2 separate regions of the Homo sapiens genome follow, and region 1 is linked to region 2. The links are chromatin loops, found by intact Hi-C in ENCODE. Cell type or tissue: OCI-LY7. All regions are shown on one strand. Links, peaks and the distances in the headings refer to the core of each region. The heading gives the core; the rest is flanking DNA.

Region 1 (10,232 bases), core at 1,036-9,035, 87 kb after region 2:
ACACGGTGAAACCCCGTCTCTACTAAAAATACAAAAAATTAGCTGAGCGTGGTGGCGGGCACCTGTAGTCCCAGCTACTCGGGAGGCTGAGGCAGGAGAATGGCATGAACCTGGGAGGCGGAGCTTGCAGTGAGCCGAGATTGTGCCACTGCACTCCAGCCTGGGTGACAGAAAGAGACTCCGTCTCAAAAAAAAAAAAAAAAAAACAAACCTCAAGGCTCTTTCAGTTTTTGATTGCACAACATTTTTAAATAAATTTGGAAAACATTCTTGGGTAGGGTCTAACTAATAACAAAGTAATCAAATATCTTCCCAGCCTCCTGTGCTATGCATCTCCTGAGGTTATTAATACAAAACCATGGCTCATGTATTGATTTATGTATTTCTTTTGAGACAGTCTTACTCTGTGGCCCAGGCTGGAGTGCAGTGGCATGATCTTGGCTCACTGCAACCTCTGCTTCTCAGGGTTCAAGCAATTCTCATGCCTCAGCCTCCCAAACAGCTGGGATTACAGGCGTGCGCCACCACATTAGGCTAATTTTCATATTTTTAGTAGAGACGGGATTTCACCATGTTGGCCAGGTTTGTCTGGAACTCCTGACCTCAGGTGATCTGCCTGTCTCAGCCTCCCAAAGTGCTGGGATTACAGGCATGAGCCACCATGCCTGGCCTCATTTGATTCTAATTAAAAAAAAAAAAAATCTTAAAGTTGGGTCACTCCTTTATGTCATGTGAGTAATGAAATTTAAACACAGAAGAAATTGTTGGCCTCTTTTAAAAGTTCTTGAAACTAACACCTGGGAATCCCACAGGATGTGGTGACCTGTTCATGGAAAACTGCTGGCTCATTATTCGGAAATTTTTGCATTACAAAAACACATCTTTGAAAGCTTCTGAAATGGCACAGATGTTTTTTCAGCAAATATCTTTGTAAAAACTAATCTCATTTAATTGAAAGGAAGATGAAAGTTTTTATAAGTCCTCAACAGGAAGGGACGGTTACTGTGCTTAACTTTTTGACTATGAGAAAATCCAGAAAGGCCAACCAAGTCTCCAGGAAGGGATGAGAGATGCCTTCTGAGGCCAAACCTGAAATCACTGACTGACTCTGCGATTTCTTTGTTGGGGAGGAGGAAGGGGAGGGAGAAAGACACAGGGAGAGAAGACGGGATGGAATGGGATGGGATGGGATGGGGTTGGGAAGATCATGGAAGATCCTGTCTCTAAAGCACTTTAAAAGAGCTAAAGTGACAGAAAAGAGTGAGACCTGCCCACCAGGACATTTCTAGAACTGGATTTTTAAATAAACTGGCCAAGAATTCTTTCCTGTTCCACTTGAGAGCAGGCAAAGCTTGACCCCGAGACTGGAAGCTCAGTCAAGTGCCGTGAGGACATTCTCCAGCCTGAAGCATGCCACCATGCCTGCAAAACACATGCGCCAGCAGGTTGTGGGGATTCTTACTTTTTGGAGTAAAAAGCATCTTCTTCTTTTACTTCGGTAACTACTACTTTGGGTGGCTCATCATTCTCTTCTTCATCTCCACCTTTTATAAAAATGACAATAATTCAGTAAGATTCCAATCCAGAGCTTAAAGAAGTGACTGAAGTTTTGTTACGTAACACCCTAAACCTCCACCGGAGCACTCCATGTAAACTGACAGACTAAAATGCACACTTAATGGGGGGGGGGGGGGATGCCAGAAGGGAGTACCTGCAGGATTTTAACTATTTTGTGAAAAATAAGAATCCCTTTTAATGGGAACATACCTCTTAATTCTAAAATAACTTCCAATATATAGAAAACCTTAAAATGGAAAAATCTCCATGCTTATGACAGAAAAAAAAAATCAACACTCTATATGCAAATTACCCACTGGAAAATTCCATCTCGGATGAGTTTTTAACACCTTCACCCCTGAATATTCCTGTGACTACATCTACAAGTATCAGTAATAGCCAAAGATAGAAAAATACTTTTTTTTTTTTTAACAGGGGACAAGTTGTCAGAAAAATCATTCCAAAGCCCCAGTGTAAGTAATTTAAGCTTTGTCTGAATTGCCACATGGGTCACTGCTCTGGTACCAAAGGTATCCCCACTAACGGGGTCTCCCAAACACGGGAGACCTAGGCCATCATTTAAACACATGTATTAGGCTGTGTACAGTGGCTCACGCCTGTAATCCCAGCACGCTGCAGGGCCAAGGCAGGAAGATCGCTTGAGCCCAGGAGTTCAACACCAGTCTGGTCAACATGGTGAGACGCCCCCCATCTCTACAAAAAATAAAAAAGTTAACCAGGTGTGGCGGTACGTGCCTGTGGACCCAGCTACTTGGCAGACTGAAGTGGGAGGATTGCTTCACCCCAGGAGGTAGAGGCTGTAGTGAGCTATGATTGCGTCACTGCACTACTAGCCTGGGTGACAGAACGAGACCCTGTCTCAAAAAAATAAAAAACCCCACATATATAAAAGGATCCTCTTAAAGAGAACGGCAGTTGCATAAAAACTCACCAAAAAGCAATTCTAAGAAAAACAACTGTGATGCTCAGATGATTAGGTCACACGACTGTCCGTCTTATCCCTCCAATCTCCCGAGTCTTCTGATGCTTAAACTGTGATAACCAAGGGACAAGGAACAGGCGCTCACTGAGGGGCATCCTGCCTCCACTGGGACTCGATTCAAATCCCCAGTGCCTGCCTCAGGAAAGACTCCCCATTTGTTTTATTTATGGGAGGCAGAGAAGAAAGAAAAGGGGAGACCCTTATTTCACCCTGTGCCCAGAGGGCCCGTGCCTGAGGATATACTTGAAAGCAGGGCAAGGCAAAACAGTAATGGAAGTCTAGACTCCTGATAGAAAACCGTAATATTTCAGAGGCAAATTGGCAAATGCAGTTTTCTTCCTCAAGGATCAGTATGTCCATATGTCTGAGAAGTACACTTTTTCTTTTGTTGAGGCAAGGTCTGTGCTGCCCAGGCTGGAGTGCAGTGATGCAACCACGGCTCATGGCAACCTTGAACTTCTGAGCTCGAGATACTCCCACCTCAGCCTCTAGAGTAGCTGTGACTACAGGCGCCCACCACCTGGCCTGGCTAATTTTTAAAAATTTTTGTAGAGATGGGGTCTTGCTATGTTGCCCAGGCTGGTCTCAAACTCCTGGCCTCAGGTGAGCCTTCCACTTTGGCCTCCCGAAGTGCTGGGATTACAGGTGTGGGCCACCTCACCTGGCCTCACTTTCAACTGCTTAGAAGTAGGTGTCTTCACAGACATCACCTGTTCACAACCACCATGTGAGGAAGCAGCATCATGACATCACCCCACTTTTTAAGCTAACAACAGAGGTCTGGAGGGCCCAGACCTTGTGCCTTGTCTGGGGCACTGACGATACACACAGGAAACATCACTTAGACACCACTGCCACGCTCTGGAAAGGAGGCGCCTCCAAACCCACAGGAGGAAAACAATGTTGATTTCTTCTCTATGGCTATGAAAAGTCTACATTTGTAATGTATAGTCAAGTACTGTTTTGCCACATGACTTTATTTACAGTGAGATCTCCTAAGTACAAATCAATTCAGGGGACATTCATGATGAACTTGATGAACTTTTCCAAAAACACAATTTTCAAAAAACGTCTTTAATTCACTTGTTTTTTATATGCTAAACCATGTGTGTTTGAGACTTTTCAAAGTCAGGTGTTTTCAAATTCATTTTATTTTTAATCCTTATAAACAACCCTACAAAAGTCTTACTCTTTTATAAAGCAGGAATCTGAAACTCAGAGAAGCTGATTAGCTCTGTCTGAGATCACACATGGAGAGAACAACGTCTCAATGTGAATCCAGACTCATATTTGGAATCAAAGTCTCTGGGTTTCCCAAGAAACAAGAATCTTATGCAAACCTCGACTCAACGACAAAGCTGGTACTTACCTTTGCATTCACCACTGTCACCTTCTGCTTGGCCCTCCAATGGTTTAGTGGGAAATGGTGAAGAGACTGGTTTACTCTGGGTAGTATCTTTGCCAAATAAACTGGAGTTTCCAGGGGAGAAAGAAAATCCAGTCAGGGGGACAGAGCTTAATGAGCCCAAAACAGAGCTATCAACTTTCTTGCCGAAATTAAATGAGGCACTTGTCGCTCCTAGTGATGATGGGTCCGTTTTCTTTTCAGATGCCACCTCCATCTTCTTGTCAGGTGTATCTTCAGTTTTGTTGCCATGAAACAAAAACGTTGACTCTTGCTGTAATTTTGTTGAGCCAAAAAGGGAAGGAGACTGTGTTTCAGCTGCCACTTTGTTAGATTCACTTTCAGAATTCCTGCCACTGTTCCCGTGTTGCTGTTCAATGTTTGCTAAATATTTCTCATAGTCTTTAAAGATAGGTGTCAGATCACAGAGGGGGTTTGTATTCACGTGCTTCACTATCCAATCCCGCACGGAGCAGTTCAAGGCGGCCAACTGCTTGTGATAGGCATTTCCGACACAAGCTTTACTGGAAGCAAGGCCAGAGGAGGAGGGCTGCTGACTGTCCCCATTAGTTTTGGGATTTGAAACTTTATCAACCAAGGTGGTAGGGCCATTTGCAGCAAGAGAACCTATAGAAAGTTAATAATTGAACCATTTATTTAGCCTAATTTGATTAAATCATCTAGATTTTTTTGCCACTCTGCCTTCATACTTTCTGCTTTTACTGTATCTCCCCCCACACCAAGACAGTCTTGCTCTGTCACCCAGGCTGGAGTGCCGTGGCACGATCTTGGCTCACTGCAACCTCTGCCTCCCAGGTTCAAGCGATTCTCCTGCCTCAACCTCCCGAGTAGGTGGGATTACGGGCACCCGCCACCACACCCGGCTAATTTTTGTATTTTAGTAGAGATGGGGTTTCGTCATGTTGGCCAGGCTGGTCTTGAACTCCTGACCTCATGATCTGCCCGCCTCGGACTCCCAAAGTGCTGGGATTACAAGCGTGAGCCACTGCGCCCGACCTACTGTGCCCTATTTTTGTGACCGCTCAAAAAGTATGTGTTCAAGGAGTAGAATTTAGTAACCAGTTATCAGTAAAGCCGATGAATAAAGATCAAGTCAAAGTTTATACAAGAACACTAACCACCATATGCTTGCTCTACACATTTTAAAAATAATCTTTTCCTTCAAAAGGACGCCTATCTGAGATGTGATCGGGCGCGTCGAGGGTGGTGTGGCAGTAGACAAAAGGATGCCTATTTCAAACAGCACTGTTAGAACAGCAGGTCAGCATTAACACTTAATCCCCAAGGTTGTTGGGATGAACAGTATTAAAGTACAGTCGCCCCTCTGTACCTGCAGGTTCTACACCTGTGAAATGCAGTCCTCAGCCAGGTGTGGTGGCTCACGCATGTAATCCCAACACTTTGGGAGGCTGAGGTGGGCAAATCGCTTGAGCTCAGGAGTTTGAGACCAGCCTGGGCAACATGGCAAAACCCCATCTCTACAAAAAATGTAAAAATTAGCTGAGTGTGGTGGTGTGTACCTATAATCCCAGCTACTGGGGAGGCTGATGGGGGAGGATCACTTGAGCTCGGGAGGTTGTGGCTGCAGTGAGCCAAGACCACACCAATACACTCCAGCCTAGGTGACAGAGCGAGACCCTGTCTCAATGCAGTACTCTGGGGATGAGAAACCAGTGGATACGAACACTCACTTTTCCTATCTAAGAGTTATGCTGGTCTGACTATGGGACTTGAACATCCAAGGGGGTGCTGAAACCAATCCCCAGGATACTAGGGGATGGCTGTAGTTAAAAATCTTAACAGAGGCCGGGCACAGTGGCTCGCGGATGTAATCCCAGCACTTTGGGAGGCCAAGGCAGGTGGATCACAAGGTCAAGAGATCAAGACCATCCTGGCCAACATGGTGAAACCCCGTCTCTACTAAAATTACAAAAATTAGCTGGGCATGGTGGTGCATGCCTGTAGTCCCAGCTACTCGGGAGGCTGAGGCAGGAGAATCGCTTAAACCCAGAGGCGGAGGCTGCAGTGAGCAGAGGTCGCGCCACTGCATTCCATCCTGGTGACAGAGCAAGACTCCAACTTAGAAAAAACAACAACAACAACAAAACTTAACAGAGAACACTTATTTTACATCACACTAAACATTCTGCCAAATTAAAATCAAACAGTATATACTCTCAGAATAATCAGCTAAATACAACCCAACCAGTCAGGATCATTTCCAAGCTTTTAACCCGTGATCCTATTCTCTGTTGCTAATTCCAAGAGTTTTTGACTGACTCCCTCAAAACAGGATCAGGCAATCAACACATCCCATACCCAAACAAACCTAGCGTGGGAGGCACCCTGGCCACGGAGAACCGCATCTGAGTTCCCAGTAGCCAGTTTGGTGCGAGGCACACAGAAAGCCCTTGGCACACAAAGGGTCTACATAGCATTTTCTTTTCTCTCTCGACTCTAGGTCAATTCTGAGGGCCACTCTCCTTTCAAAATTGAACATTCTGAGGCCTAGAGGCCAGGGTCACACAACTGGTAGCCAGCAGAGCTGAGAACAAAGCTGAGATGTTTTGGATCAAAAGCCTGTGCTCTACCCACTTACTCTGTAAGTAACCGACACCTCCCTAAGTTCCATCTCTTTCATTATCACCCTGGTTTTGCTCACACAGTTCCAAGACACAGGGTAGCTATAAGAAAAACATCTTTGTAAAGCTATTTTCCATAGATGATACTTACACAGGCGGCTGGGGGATGGGAGCTACTTACCAAAGGCTACCTTGGGATCTGCCGCTGCCTTTGCACTGGCGAAGGGAGGGGCACTGGTTATGTTGTTTCCATTCGACAGTCCTTCCAAAGGCTTCCCTCCAGCGCCACTACCAAATCCAGAAAAGCGTCCTCCTCCAGAAGGTACCACCAAACCTTTAAAACCTTTAAAGGCTCCTCCAGTGTCAGACTGAAGTATGAAGGAGGAGCACACATTAGGTAAGTGTACTTTCTATTACCAAAAAGCAAGTGAGTGACAACAGCATCTTGGCTAAACAGCACCTAGACTCCACATGCAGTCAGCGTTATAAGGCAAACTGCTGGCACAAGCAGAAATAAGAAATGAGATGGGAAGATTGTATTCATAAGAACAGCTTTGCAACCCAAAGCTGCTTTCCTGAAACAGGCAGGAAGGACATTTAAAAAATATATTATGTGTATTTTTAGGACATAAAAGGTAAGAAAGACTAATGCAATAAACCTATGTACCCACCACCCAGCCTCAGAATTACTGAAGCGGCTCAATAAAACTAAATCCCAAATGAAAGATACTTCATGTACTACTCAGTCAAAGACCATTTACTGCCTAAAGAAATGATAAAAACATCAAGGTAGGTTAACTAAAAATATCCATTTGCCTAATTTCTTAACATCTGTGGCTTGCAACTGCTTTCAGCCTACAAAAACTTAGATGATCGAGTCTCAAATCTACATGTTCCTGTTAGCTGAACAACCCGGGACAACTTCTTACTCTCCTTTTCCTCACTGCTTCCTTAAACTCGATTGTTTTAACAAGGTTTTTCTAGTAGGCCTTTTCCCTTTGTGCTAGCCTGCTCACATCTCTAACCTAAGATGCTCTGGAAATGTGTGGCATTCCGTATGAATTCTAAAGCTCCTCTCTGCCCCTGGAACTTTTGGAGAAAGGTTCCTCGGTTTATAGTGCTTTGCTAAATAAACTCACCACAATTTTTAGAAGCCCTTTTTTGTTGTTGTTCGAAGAAGTGATTACATTATAGGAAGTGATCTGCTTCTTAGACCGAACATCTAAGAGACAGTTCACAAATCTTAAGTTTCCACATGAGTGAATTATAACCATGATTTCACCAGAAAAAAAAAAAAATTAAACTGGAACCCCTTCATTTACTAAATGGGCCAGTCAGCCTAAATATTACTGCATGTTTTTCCAAAACCAAAGTTTCAATCTCATCTACAGAATTTCAGATGTTTACTGACCACTGATATATTTAAGGCAATAAAATGAGGCAAAGAATGGAAAATTGTAACTTGTATGAGTTTTAATGCACATAATAAACAGAGCTTAGATTCTGTTGCTCTACATTTGATTTTTCATCATTTAAAATTCCAAACCCGCCACACTGATAGCTGTCATTTTAAAACAATGATTCATGGACAAACTATAAAGCCATTAAGTGGCTTTTCAGAGCCTCCGATTTTGCACAAAGTTAAAAGTCACTTGTAGGGATTTTAGAAATTGCTGATAGTAAATTGGCTCTAGAATCACAACAAAAATTCAAGAACCACAAGTTAAACAAAAAAAAGATATTCAGAAAAATGAGAGTAAAAGTTGATTAAGATATTCATCAAGGGGCCAGGTGTGGTGGCTCATGCCTATAATACCAGTACTTTGGGAGGCCGAGACATTCAGGTCACTTGAGCCCAGGAGTTTGAAACCACCCTGGGCAACAGAGTGAGACCCCCTGTCTACAAAAATGCAAAAATTAGCTGGGTGTGGTGGCGCATGCCTGTAGTCCCAGCTACTCAGGAGGCTGAGGCAGGAGGATTGCTTCAGCTCAGGAGGCGGCGGTTGCAGAGAGTCAAGATTGTGCCACCGCACTCCACCCTGGGCGACAAAGACCCTGTCTCAAAAAAAAAAAAAAAAGGGAAAATACCCATGTGGGCTCCTCCATGGGCACTGACACAGCCCCACATCCCTCAATTTCCCTCATTGGTTTTACTGTTCCCCATGGCACTTACAGAGGAAAAATTAATACTATGTATTTGTTCTCTTCCATAGGGCAAGATGATTTTGGTCTTTTTTACTCACCAATACATCTCCAGTGCTTAGCAGATCTACTGAATCCACTATTTAGGAAAAGCCGCATTTCAGCATTCTGGTGGGTGACATGACATTTAATTGTCCTAATATATGAAAACTTCAGGCTAAGAGTTACAGCTAAAATTATCTGTGGATTTCTATTATCCACCTACACTTAATTTCCCTTAGTTGCCCAAGGGCTCCTGCCCTCTCCTTCCCTCATCCCTTCAGCTTAAGTTGTAGATTATGGTCTGTACTATTTCTACCTCTTGAACTTCCTTCGGTTGCACAGGTGACTGCCCCTCCTTCAGAATGGCTTCCCTTGGCTTCTGCAGTGAGCTTTGTTTCTCACTCCTCGTAGGACCCTCCACCTGCATGCCTCCTGTCGCCCATTCCCATGGCCTCAATCCCCCACATGACGAAAGCTGCCGGAGCTGTGCCCATCCTTGCCATAATTCCTGTTGTATACCTAGTGGTCTTCCAGGGCACTCCACTTGAGTGTACCAAGGCCTTTCAAATACAGCATTTCCAAGACCAACCATTTCCTCCTTAATTAAACTGTCCCTCCCCCCATGTATCTTCCCAGTGAAAGAGCCATCAAATATCACTCAGCTCAACACCTACGTCTACCACCTAGTCACCAGTCAAGGCAATTCATAAAATCAAACCAGACAAAAAAAAAAAAAAAACACCTGAAGTTCAAGAGGTTTACTGTACAACAGGCAGGTAGAAATGTATTATGCATCTGAAAATAAGACCATGTTGTACACCATAAGTATATAATTTTTGTCAAATAAGAAATACAATTTTTAAGCAAAATATAATTAATTAATTACAAAACACAAGACCTAATCTCTAGCTTGGATCTGAGATATGCTTCCTCTGTACCTACTTCCTTTCTTGGCAGTGCAACCCGTTAACCTGAATTCTACATGAAAGAGCTTTTACAACGTCAGGAAATGAAGCTCCTCTCATGCATCTGAAGCATGCAATGGAGCAGAGAAAGAGCACACACTTATGACATTAGCCATGGCATCCTAAAGACGTTCAAGACTACCCAGAACCACCTGAGAATCGATTTCATGTAGGATTACGTATCTCTGCCTCGAATTACACTATATTGGTATATACAGTAATATATTTTAGGAAAATTGCGAATACTTTATTTTTATAATTTGAATTGTTTTCCCATTAACACATACCACCATTTATGAGACGCTCTGAGTGACTGGCTGTTGTAAACGTCTTACTGACTGCCTCCCCACCACTGCCACCTACCTGGCTCCCTTCCTTACGTTTTCAAACTTTAATACATTTTATGATCAAAACTTTGGCAATGTAATGAATATTTTTGTAATAACAATTTCTTTTCATTGCTTCTCAAAGTGTGAATGATACACCTTTCCTATCCTTTTTTTTTGGAAATAAAA
Region 2 (9,040 bases), core at 1-8,000:
GGCGGGCGAGGGGGATGGGGGCGGGTGAGGAGTGACGGGGGTGGGGGCGGGTGAGAGGTGAGGGGGGTGGGGGCGGGCCAGGGAGATAGGGGAGGGTGAGGGGTGAGGGAAGCGGGTGAGGGGAGTGGGGCGGGTGACGGGGATGGGGGCGAGTGAGGGGTGAGCGGGTGGAGGCGGGGCTTGCGTCGGTGGCCTCACCAGAAGGGACTGTGCGGGGACCTGGAGGAGGGGACAGAGGGAGGTTGGGGAGACTGGGAAGATCTTCCAGGCAGAGGGAACCTCACCGGCGGCTGTCAGGAGGAGGGAGGGGAGAGGGCTGGGTGATGAGGTCAGCAAGGGGCAGGGGGTGGAGGATGGGGGGCGACGGGGCGGGGCCTGGCAGCCCAGGACGGTTTTGGAGCTCGGGGAAGGTCTGAGCGGAGGGGCAGGGGCAGCGGTTGGAAGGCTGCAGGCTGGCGGGGAGGGAGAGGGGGACAGGAAGCCCAGCAGTGGCGGGGCATGCATCCTCTCCCTTCCACCCCCTCTTTCGGACCCCCTCTCTCCTAGGCTCCCCCACTCAGCTCCCACAGATCCTCTTGCCCCAGGTCCTTCCTCTGTGTGCGGCAGAGGGAAGGACCATGCGTGGACATGGGCGGGAGGATCATTTGAGCCCAGGAGTTCAAGACCAGCCTGGGCAACATAGTGAGACCTCATCTCCACAAAAATAAAAGATTAGCTGGGTGTGGTGGCGCGTGCCTGTAATCCCAGCTACTCGGGAGGCTGAGGCAGGAAGATTGCTTGAGCCCAGGAGTTCAAGGCTACAGTGAGCTATGATAGTGCCCCTGAACTCCAGCCTGGGTGGCAAAGCAAGACCCTGTCTCAAAATAAAATAATAAAATAAAATAAATCACACATATTTGAAGTATACAATTTGATGAGTTTTGAATATAGATGTATATTCTGTGACTCCATCACCACAGTAAGATAATGACCATTTCCGTCACTCCCAAAAGTGTGCCCCTGGCGGGGCCCGGTGGCTCACGCCTGTAATCCCAGCACTTTGGGAGGCTGAGGCAGATGGATCACCTGAGGTCAGGAGTTTGAAACCGGCCTGACCAAACATGGCGAAAACCCGTCTCTACTAAAAATACAAAAATTAGCTGGTGTGGTGGCAGGTGCCTGTAATCCCAGCTACTTCGGAGACTGAGGCAGGAAAATCGCTTGAACGCCGGACGCAGAGGTTGCAGTGAGCCGAGATCGCACCACTGCACTCCAGCCTGTGTGACAGAGTGAGACTCCGTCTCAAAAAAAAAAAAAAAGAAAAGAAAAGAAAAAGAAAAAGTATGTCCTTGTCCCTTTGTAATCCATTCCCTCTTCATCCCCCCTCCCCTCTCCTCCACCCCACCCCCATCCCACCCCCAAGCAACCACTGGTCTGCTTCTGTCACTATAGATGAGACTGAGATTTTCAGAATTTCATGTAAGTGGAATCATAACATGTGTTCTTTTTTGGTCTGGCTTCTTTCACTCAGCATAACTATTTTGGGGTTCATCCATTTTCTTAGATGCCATTAATAGTTCATTCCTTTTTATTGCCGAGTAGTATCCAATTGTAGGATATGCAACTGGATATGCAGTTAGCTGATCCGTTCACCTGTTAATGGGCGCTTTTAAAATTTTAGCTCTAAAGCTGCTATGAACCTTCCTGTTCAAGTCTCCATGTGGACATGTGCTCTCATTTCAGTTGGATAAATACCTAAGAGTACAATGGCTGGGCCATGTGGCAGGCATGTGTTCAACTTTTTAAGAAACTGTCAAATTGTCTTTCAGTGGATATCCATTTACATTCCCACCAGCAGTGCGTGAGAATTCCAGTTCCTCCACATCCTCACCAACACTTAGTGTGTTCAGTCTTCTTCATTTTGGCCATTCTGGTATATGTATAGTGGTGTCTCACTGTAACATCTCATTCCCTAGGGAATCTTTTTTTTTTTTTTTTTTTTTTTTTTGAGACAGAGTTTTGTTCTTGTTGCCCTGGCTGGAGTGCAATGGCGCAATCTTGGCTCATTGCAACCTCCGCCTCCTAGGTTCAAGTGATTCTCCTGCCTCAGCCTCCCGAGTAGCTGGGATTATAGGCATGCAGCATTACACCAGGCTAATTTCTGTATTATTATTATTATTATTTTGAGATGGAGTCTCACTCTGTTACCCAGGTTAGAGCGCAGTGGCGTGATCTCAGCTCACTGCAACCTCTGCCTTATGAGTTCAAGTGATTCTCCTGCCTCAGCCTCCCAAGTAGCTGGGATTACAGGCACCTGCCACTGCGCACAGCTAATTTTTGTATTTTTAGTAGAGACAGGGTTTCACCATCTTGGCCAGGCTGGTCTCGAACTCCTGACCTCGTGATCCACCTGCCTCGGCCTTCCAAAGTTCTGGGATTACAGGCGTGAACCACTTCGCCCAGCCAATTTTTGTATTTTTAGTAGAGACAGGGTTTCACCATGTTGGATGGGCTGGTCTCAAACTCCTGACCTTGTGATCCTCCCGCATCGGCCTCCCAAAGTGCTGGGCTTACAGGTGTGAGCCACTGTGCCCGCCCAGAACTCATGGTTTTGAACTTCTTTTCATTTTCGTCATCTGTATATCTTATTTGGTGAAAAGTTTATTCAAATTTTTTGCCCATTAAAAATAAAAAAAGAATGGGTTGTTATTGTTTACTATAAGAGTTTTTTTAATATTCTAGATCATGTATTTTCTTCTTCTTCTTCTTTTTTTTTTTGACAAGGTCTCATTCTGTTGCCCGGGCTGGAGTGCAGTGGCTCATTGCAGCCTCGACCTCCAGGGCTCGGGTGAACTTCCCACCACAGCCTTCTGGGTAGCTGGGACCACAGGCATGCACCACCACACCCGGCTAGTTTTTTTACTTTTTTGTAGATAACAGAGTTTCACCATATTGTCCAGATTGGTCTCAAACTCCTGAGCTCAAGTGATTTGCCTGCCTCTGCCTCTGAAAGCGCTGGGATTACAACAGGCGTGTACCACTGTGTCTGGCCTGATCATGCATTTTCAATGAAGGCAAAATTGCCCCCAATGGGAAAAAATTGGTTCTCGTGAAATGAAAAAATTGTGCTCTTTATGTACAAAGCACAATAAACGCACAATACATAAACGGGTACCTGTGTATTAAATTTCCATGGGGGTGATTAGGAAGGATTGTCTAAAAATATTCCTTGGATGAGGAAGGGAATGGAAAAAAGCTGAGAAAGTGTTCGAGATACAAGTCCTTTGTTGGATGTATGCTTTGCAAAAACCAAAAAATTTTAATTTGGATAAAGTCCAATTTATCAATTATCCCTTTTATAATTTGTGCTTTTTGTGTGCTATTTCAGAAGCCTCTGTCTAACTCAAGGTTACTAAGATTTTCTGCTGTTTTCCTGTAAAAGTTTCACAGTTTTAACTCTTCCATTTAGGTCTGTGGTCCATTTTATAGACTCCCCCAAATTTATTTATTTATTTATTTATTTTGAGATGGAGTCTCGCTCTGTCACCCAGTCTGGAGTGTAGTGGTGTGATCTTGGCTCACTGCAAGCTCTACCTCCTGGGTTCAAGCCATTCTCCTGCCTCAGCCTCCTGAGTAGCTGGGATTACAGGTGAGTGCCACCACACCCGGCTAATTTTTGTATGTTTAGTAGAGATGGGGTTTCACCATGTTGGTTAGGCTAGTCTCAAACTCCTGACCTTGTGATCCACCCACCTCAGCCTCCCAAAGTGTTGGGATTACAGGTGTGAGCCACTGCACCCAGCCCCAAATTAATTTTAGTATGTAGTATGAAGTAAGTGTGGAAGTTCATTTTTTTATATATATATGGACGTCCAGTTGATCCAACACTTTTTGTGGAAACACTTTCCTTTCCCCACCGAGTTGCTTCATCACTTTGGTCAAAAATCAGTTAATTTGGTCAGGCACTGTGGCTCACGCCTGTAATCCCAGCACTTTGGGAGGCCAAGGCAGGTGGATCACTTGAGGTCAGGAGTTCAAGACCAGCTTGGCCAACATGGTGAAACCCTGTCTCTACTAAAATTACAAAAATGAGCCAGGTATGGTGTGTGCCTGTAGTCCCAGCTACTCGGGAGGCTGAGGCAGGGGAATCACTTGAACCCAAGAGGTTGCAGTGAGCCGAGATTGCACCATTGGACTCCAGCCTCGGCAAGAGAGCAAGAGACTCTCTCAAAAACAAACAAACAAACAAATTCAGTTAACTACATATGTGTGGGTCCGTTTTGTAATATACTGTGTGAACCAAAGAAAAACCCATTCATGGGCTGCCTGGTCTGGGCCCCGACTATTTTCTAACATTGACCTCCAGCACTCAGACCTCCTTGCTGGCCCCTGGCTAGGCACCTGCTGCCTCAGGCCTCAGCTCCAGCTCTGTCCTGGTCTAGAACTGTCTGCCCTGAGATCATCTCCTGTCAATGCCTCCTCCTCTGAGAGGGAGGCCCCTGCCATGGTGTTGCTCTGGTGATTTGGTTCCAGGAGAGCTTGATGAGATCAGCAGGCGCCGGATTGTACAGGGACTTGCAGGCGGAGACAAGAATTGAGGTTTTATTCTGTGTGAGATGAGAACAGGAATGGCATGATCTGACTTTGGCTTTGGAAACGTGGCCTGGGCTGCTGTGTCGAGGTGGACTGTAGGGGGAGTGCGGAGGCAGGGGTGGCCGCAGGAGGCTCCGGAAGCACGTGGCTCCTGCCGGCCACTCGCTCTGCCTGTAGTCTGTCATCAGAGCAATCCTTGGCCCTGAGAGCAGATGCTGCAATGAGAAGGAAGGTCAGCCCTGGCCAGCCTTGCTCTGGGATCCCAGGGCATGGGATTCAGGAAAAATAGGGGCTTCCCTCCTCCATGTTCACCATGCCACCCCGCCCTCGGTTCCCACACCCTCGTGGGGTGGCTCCAGGCTACTGTCCTGGCCCTTGACCTATTCACTGCCCTCAAGGCTTGGGCTGCATTTGTGGAGCAGAAGAAGGAGCCGGGGTGGAAGCCCTGAGGTTAAGTTCCAGTTCCTCTTCTTACCAGCTGGGTGACCTCCAGCGAGTCACTGGAGCCTGCAGAATCTCATTTGAGAAGTTGGATAAGATCTCTGCCCCCACCGCCCAGGCCCCAGGGGAGCTGTGCAGACTGACTCTCTTCTGAAGAGTCCCTTGGAAATGTTTTGGCGGTGGCAAGAGAAAGAGCTTTGCTTGTTCTTCAGAAAGACTTGCCGGAGTCAGACACTGAGGACTCCAGAGCATCTGGAGGAAGCCCAAGGGCCACCTCCCCTGAGAAGCCTTCCTTCGCCAGCCTGAATAAAATGGACCTCTATACACACACCTGTCTCAGTGGTGGCAGTGGCAGGCCATCTGGAGCGGCTGCTGCTGTCACACCAGCTGCAGCAGGGAGGCACGGCTGGGGCTGCATGTTCCATGGAACTGGCAGGAGCTGGGGACAGGCAGGAGCCTCTCCCATTCTGAGTCGGGGTGGCAGCTCCCTGCATGCCGCTGCAGCTGCCCAAGCCACGGCTGTGGACCCAGGCATCCCTGTGCTCTCGGAGCCTGGGAGCAGGTGGGAACCCCACCCTCCCAGGTGCAGCTGCAGCCGCCCAAACCACAGCTGCAGACCGGGGCCTCCCGCTCCACGGAGCAGGCTGGAGTCCTGCCCCACATCCCACATAGCTGCACCGGCCCTAACTGCCACTGCGGACCCAGGCATCTCTGCACTCTTGGGGGCCCTGGAAGGCCCCCCTGCCCTCACAGGCTTGGAAATGCCTGCTCCCACTGCCTGGCTTCTCCTTGCTGTCGGCACCTGCTCTGATCTTGGGGCAAAATTGGGGCCGAGCCTGGGTTTTGTCACAGCCCAGCCAGGTGTGCACACACTCAGGGCAGTGCTGACATGCCAGCCCCCTGCCGTCTCAGCCCTCTCCAGATTTTGGGCACTGATGAGCATAGGAATGAAGCTGAGGAGGAACTGAGGGCAGCTTGGCAGTGGCCTGCAGACGCCCCTTGGTACCTATAGCCTGGGCGCCATGAATGGCAGCAGGAGGCAGACAGGTTTCTGGGCAGAAGGGGGTGAGTCCCTGGTGAGGCCCACCTTCAGGCCAGGGAGGCCCTGAAGGCTGGGGGCCAGGCTGTCAGTGCCGTGGACTGGAGTGCGAACTTGTGTTGCCTTTTCTGGGCCTGCCCATGGCCGCCCATGGACCAGTCAGCATGAACTTCCCCCTCTCTGAGGCTGACAGAAGCCCCAGGCTCAGCCAGAGCTGAGCAGACGTCGGATGACCAGCTGTAGTGAGGAACTGCCCTCTCCAGGGCCTCCTCTGAGCTATTGTCACTCAATAAAGCTCCTCTTCGTCTTGCTCACCCTCTTGTTTCCGTACCTCATTCTTCCTGAGTGGAGGACAAGAACTTGGGACCCACTGAATAAGGCTAAAAGAGCTATAACACAAACAGTGCTGAGACATGCCCCTTGCTGGCCACGTTGCAGGGGAAGAGAAGGAAGGAAGAGCTGCAGCCCTTTGGGGAGCCCAGACCGGGGAGTCTCCCAAGCCAGGGCTGTGATGCCCTCTTTGGGTCCCTGTGGTTTCTGGCATCTCCAAGCTTCTGAGAGCCACTGTGTTCCCCAGTGCCAGCTGTGGAAGCTGCTTGCAGTGCGCCTGGTCCAGCTGTAGCCTCGCAGAGAGCTGGGGCCCATGCTGGCACCCGGAGCTGCCTGCCCCACTGCAGCAGCCGGCGTGTCTGACTGTGCAGTGGCCGGACCTCACGCGTGCTTACACACCCGTCACCACCCCACGCAGTCTCCCTTGGTAGACGTGGGATCCAGGCCGATAGTGTGAGCCGAGTGCAGTCTGCCAGGACAAGTGGGCGGAATGAGCCCAGTGGGCCCAAGCAAAACTCAGACAAAGATGCCACTGGCCACAGAGGTTTCTGCCCAGAAAAGCGACACCCCAAAGATTCCATAACATCGGCACCTGACCCCGCTTACATCTGTACACGCACCTGCCTCTGCACCTGGCTGCTCTGACGTCTGTACACACACCTGTCCCTTCCTTGTTTCTTCAATCATAGGGCAGCCTGCCAAGCCATGAACCACTGATATCTCAGGCTGTGGGGAGCACTTGGTGTCCCCAGAACCCAGCCATCAAGGGCCTACCCTGAGGAGGCAGGCAACGATGAAAGAGGGGAGAATGAATGAATGATGTCTCTGTGTGCTGAGTCTTAAGGAAAACGGACCATGAAAACCATTCCTGTATTGAAAGTGCTAGAGGCTTCCAGGCAGGACCGCAAGGAATGTGTGCACAGCCCCATGGGGAAGCACGGCCCCCATGACCCCCACTTTGCTGAGAAGGGACCTGAGACTCACAGAGGCTGAGCCGCTTCACCCAGCGAGGGGCTGGTGGAGCTGGGATTCTAGCCCCGAGTGTGGCTCTCCCCACTTCCTCGTGGCTCTCAGTATCCAGGAGGAATGAGGGGCCCCCTTCTCCTACTGATGAGGAAACTGAGGCCCAGGGTATGTGGGGACCTGCCTATCGCTGAGCATGCCAGGAGACAAGTCGGGCCTGCAGCCCACATCCTTGTTCTGAAGCCTCCCCCAACCCCTTTCTTTTTTTTTTTTTTTTTTGAGACAAAGTCTCACTCTGTCACCCAGGCTGGAGTGCCGTGGCGCGATCTTGGCTCACTGCAACCTCTGCCTCCTGGGTTCAAGCGATTCTCCTGCCTCAGCCTCCCAAGTGCTGGGATTACAGGTGCCTGCCACCACACCCGGCTAACTTTTGTATTTTTAGGAGAGACAGGGTTTCACTATGTTGGCCAGGCTGGTCTTGAACTCCTGACCTCAGGTGATCCGCCCACTTCGGCCTCCCAAAGTGCTGGAATTACAGGCGTGAGCCACCGCACCCAGCCCCAAGGCCCCTCTTCCTGTAGCCCTCACTTCCCCTGGTGTTCCCCCCACCTTTGCCCTTCCTGCCTCTATCCTAGACCTGGTGGTTCCCGTGCAGCTTCAGTCAGCACCTATAAGGGAGAACGAGCACATTCTTGCTGCTTCTTTTTGTTTTGTTTTGTTTTTTGAGACAGGGTCTCACTCTGTTGCCCAGGCTGGAGTGCAATGGCGTGATCACGGCTCACTGCAGCCTCAACCTCCCAGGCTTGAGCAATCCTCCCAGCTCAGCTTCCCGAGTAGCTGGAACCACAGGCACGTGCCACCATGCCTGGCTAATTTTTGTATTTTTTTTGTGGAGACGGGGGTCTTTCCATGTTGCCCAGGCTGGTCTTGAACTCCTGGGCTCAAGTGATTCACCTGCCTTGGCCTCCCAAAGTGCTGGGATTATAGGCGTAAGCCACCTTGCTCGGCTACATTCTTGCTTCTTAAAGAGACAGTGCTCTCTGTCGCTCCTGTCCTGTCCTTTCTGTCTATGGCCCACAGCAGCCAGGAAAGCCAGGTGTCCTAGAGGGAACTCTGGGCAGTGACCTCAGGGATCCCCATAGTTACTGTCCCCCCGATGCCCACCAGGGCAGCAGTTCTCCCACAGCTGGCCCTGTCCCCCTGGGGGCCATGCTGTTCTATCATTGTCTTCCCTCTTGCCAGCAGCGACTTGCAAAGCCCTCAGACGGTGGTACAGTGACACAGTTCTCCTCCTCATCCTGGCTCACTCGTGCATTTGCTAACTCAGCATATGTTCATGGAGCACCTACTATGTGTCAGCTCTGGGCCAGGTATGGGACTATACTGGTGAGCAGACAGACACACTCCACTCCTAGGGCCGCAGGCCATGGGGGAGTGAGAGAGTAGTAGAGCCGTCACACCCACGAATCAAACTGGGTGCTGTGAGGGGAAGGAGGGGGTTCAGGGCAGGAACAGGGTTCTAAGGAGTCAGATAAGACAGGAGTAGGGTCTGGTTCAGGGATTCCTGGGGGCCGCCCTGGGGAAATGATGGCTGAACTGGATGGGAGGATGAGAAGGCGCAAAGAACATTCCAGGAGGAGCAAACAGCAAAGAAGGTCTCGTGTCTGGAAGGATGATGGCCTGTTGAGAAGCCAA

What was found. Hi-C counts contacts between places; a loop is a spot of excess contacts. Peaks named below come from ENCODE experiments on the same cell type or tissue, not always from the same donor. Only the 100,000 strongest peaks of a DNase experiment are listed, where the experiment ranks them.
Region 1: it touches region 2 in a loop (3-fold over the local background); 18 of 110 quality-filtered maps call a loop at or near these places.

The regions. Positions count from the first base shown.
Region 1 is chr22:45,172,598-45,182,829 of GRCh38, reverse strand. It overlaps NUP50 (nucleoporin 50), which reads right to left. Exons shown (of 8, transcript NM_007172.4): 4 at 6,750-6,936; 5 at 3,930-4,592; 6 at 1,463-1,544. LOC105373064 (a long non-coding RNA gene) reads left to right here. Exons shown (of 4, transcript NR_146602.1): 4 at 6,448-6,588. Among named protein-coding and RNA genes, the nearest start is that of NUP50, 14 kb to the right of the region's middle. In OCI-LY7, for the core only: no CTCF peak of the experiment used is centred there; no DNase peak of the experiment used is centred there.
Region 2 is chr22:45,259,598-45,268,637 of GRCh38, reverse strand. No RefSeq gene overlaps it. Among named protein-coding and RNA genes, the nearest start is that of UPK3A, 21 kb to the left of the region's middle. RefSeq lists enhancers at 4,779-4,968, 4,393-5,228, 5,239-5,288. In OCI-LY7, for the core only: a CTCF peak has its summit at 4,642; DNase peaks (open chromatin) are centred at 4,687, 5,097, 5,597, 7,027 and 1 weaker place; H3K4me3 peaks cover 3,055 bases; H3K27ac peaks cover 3,582 bases.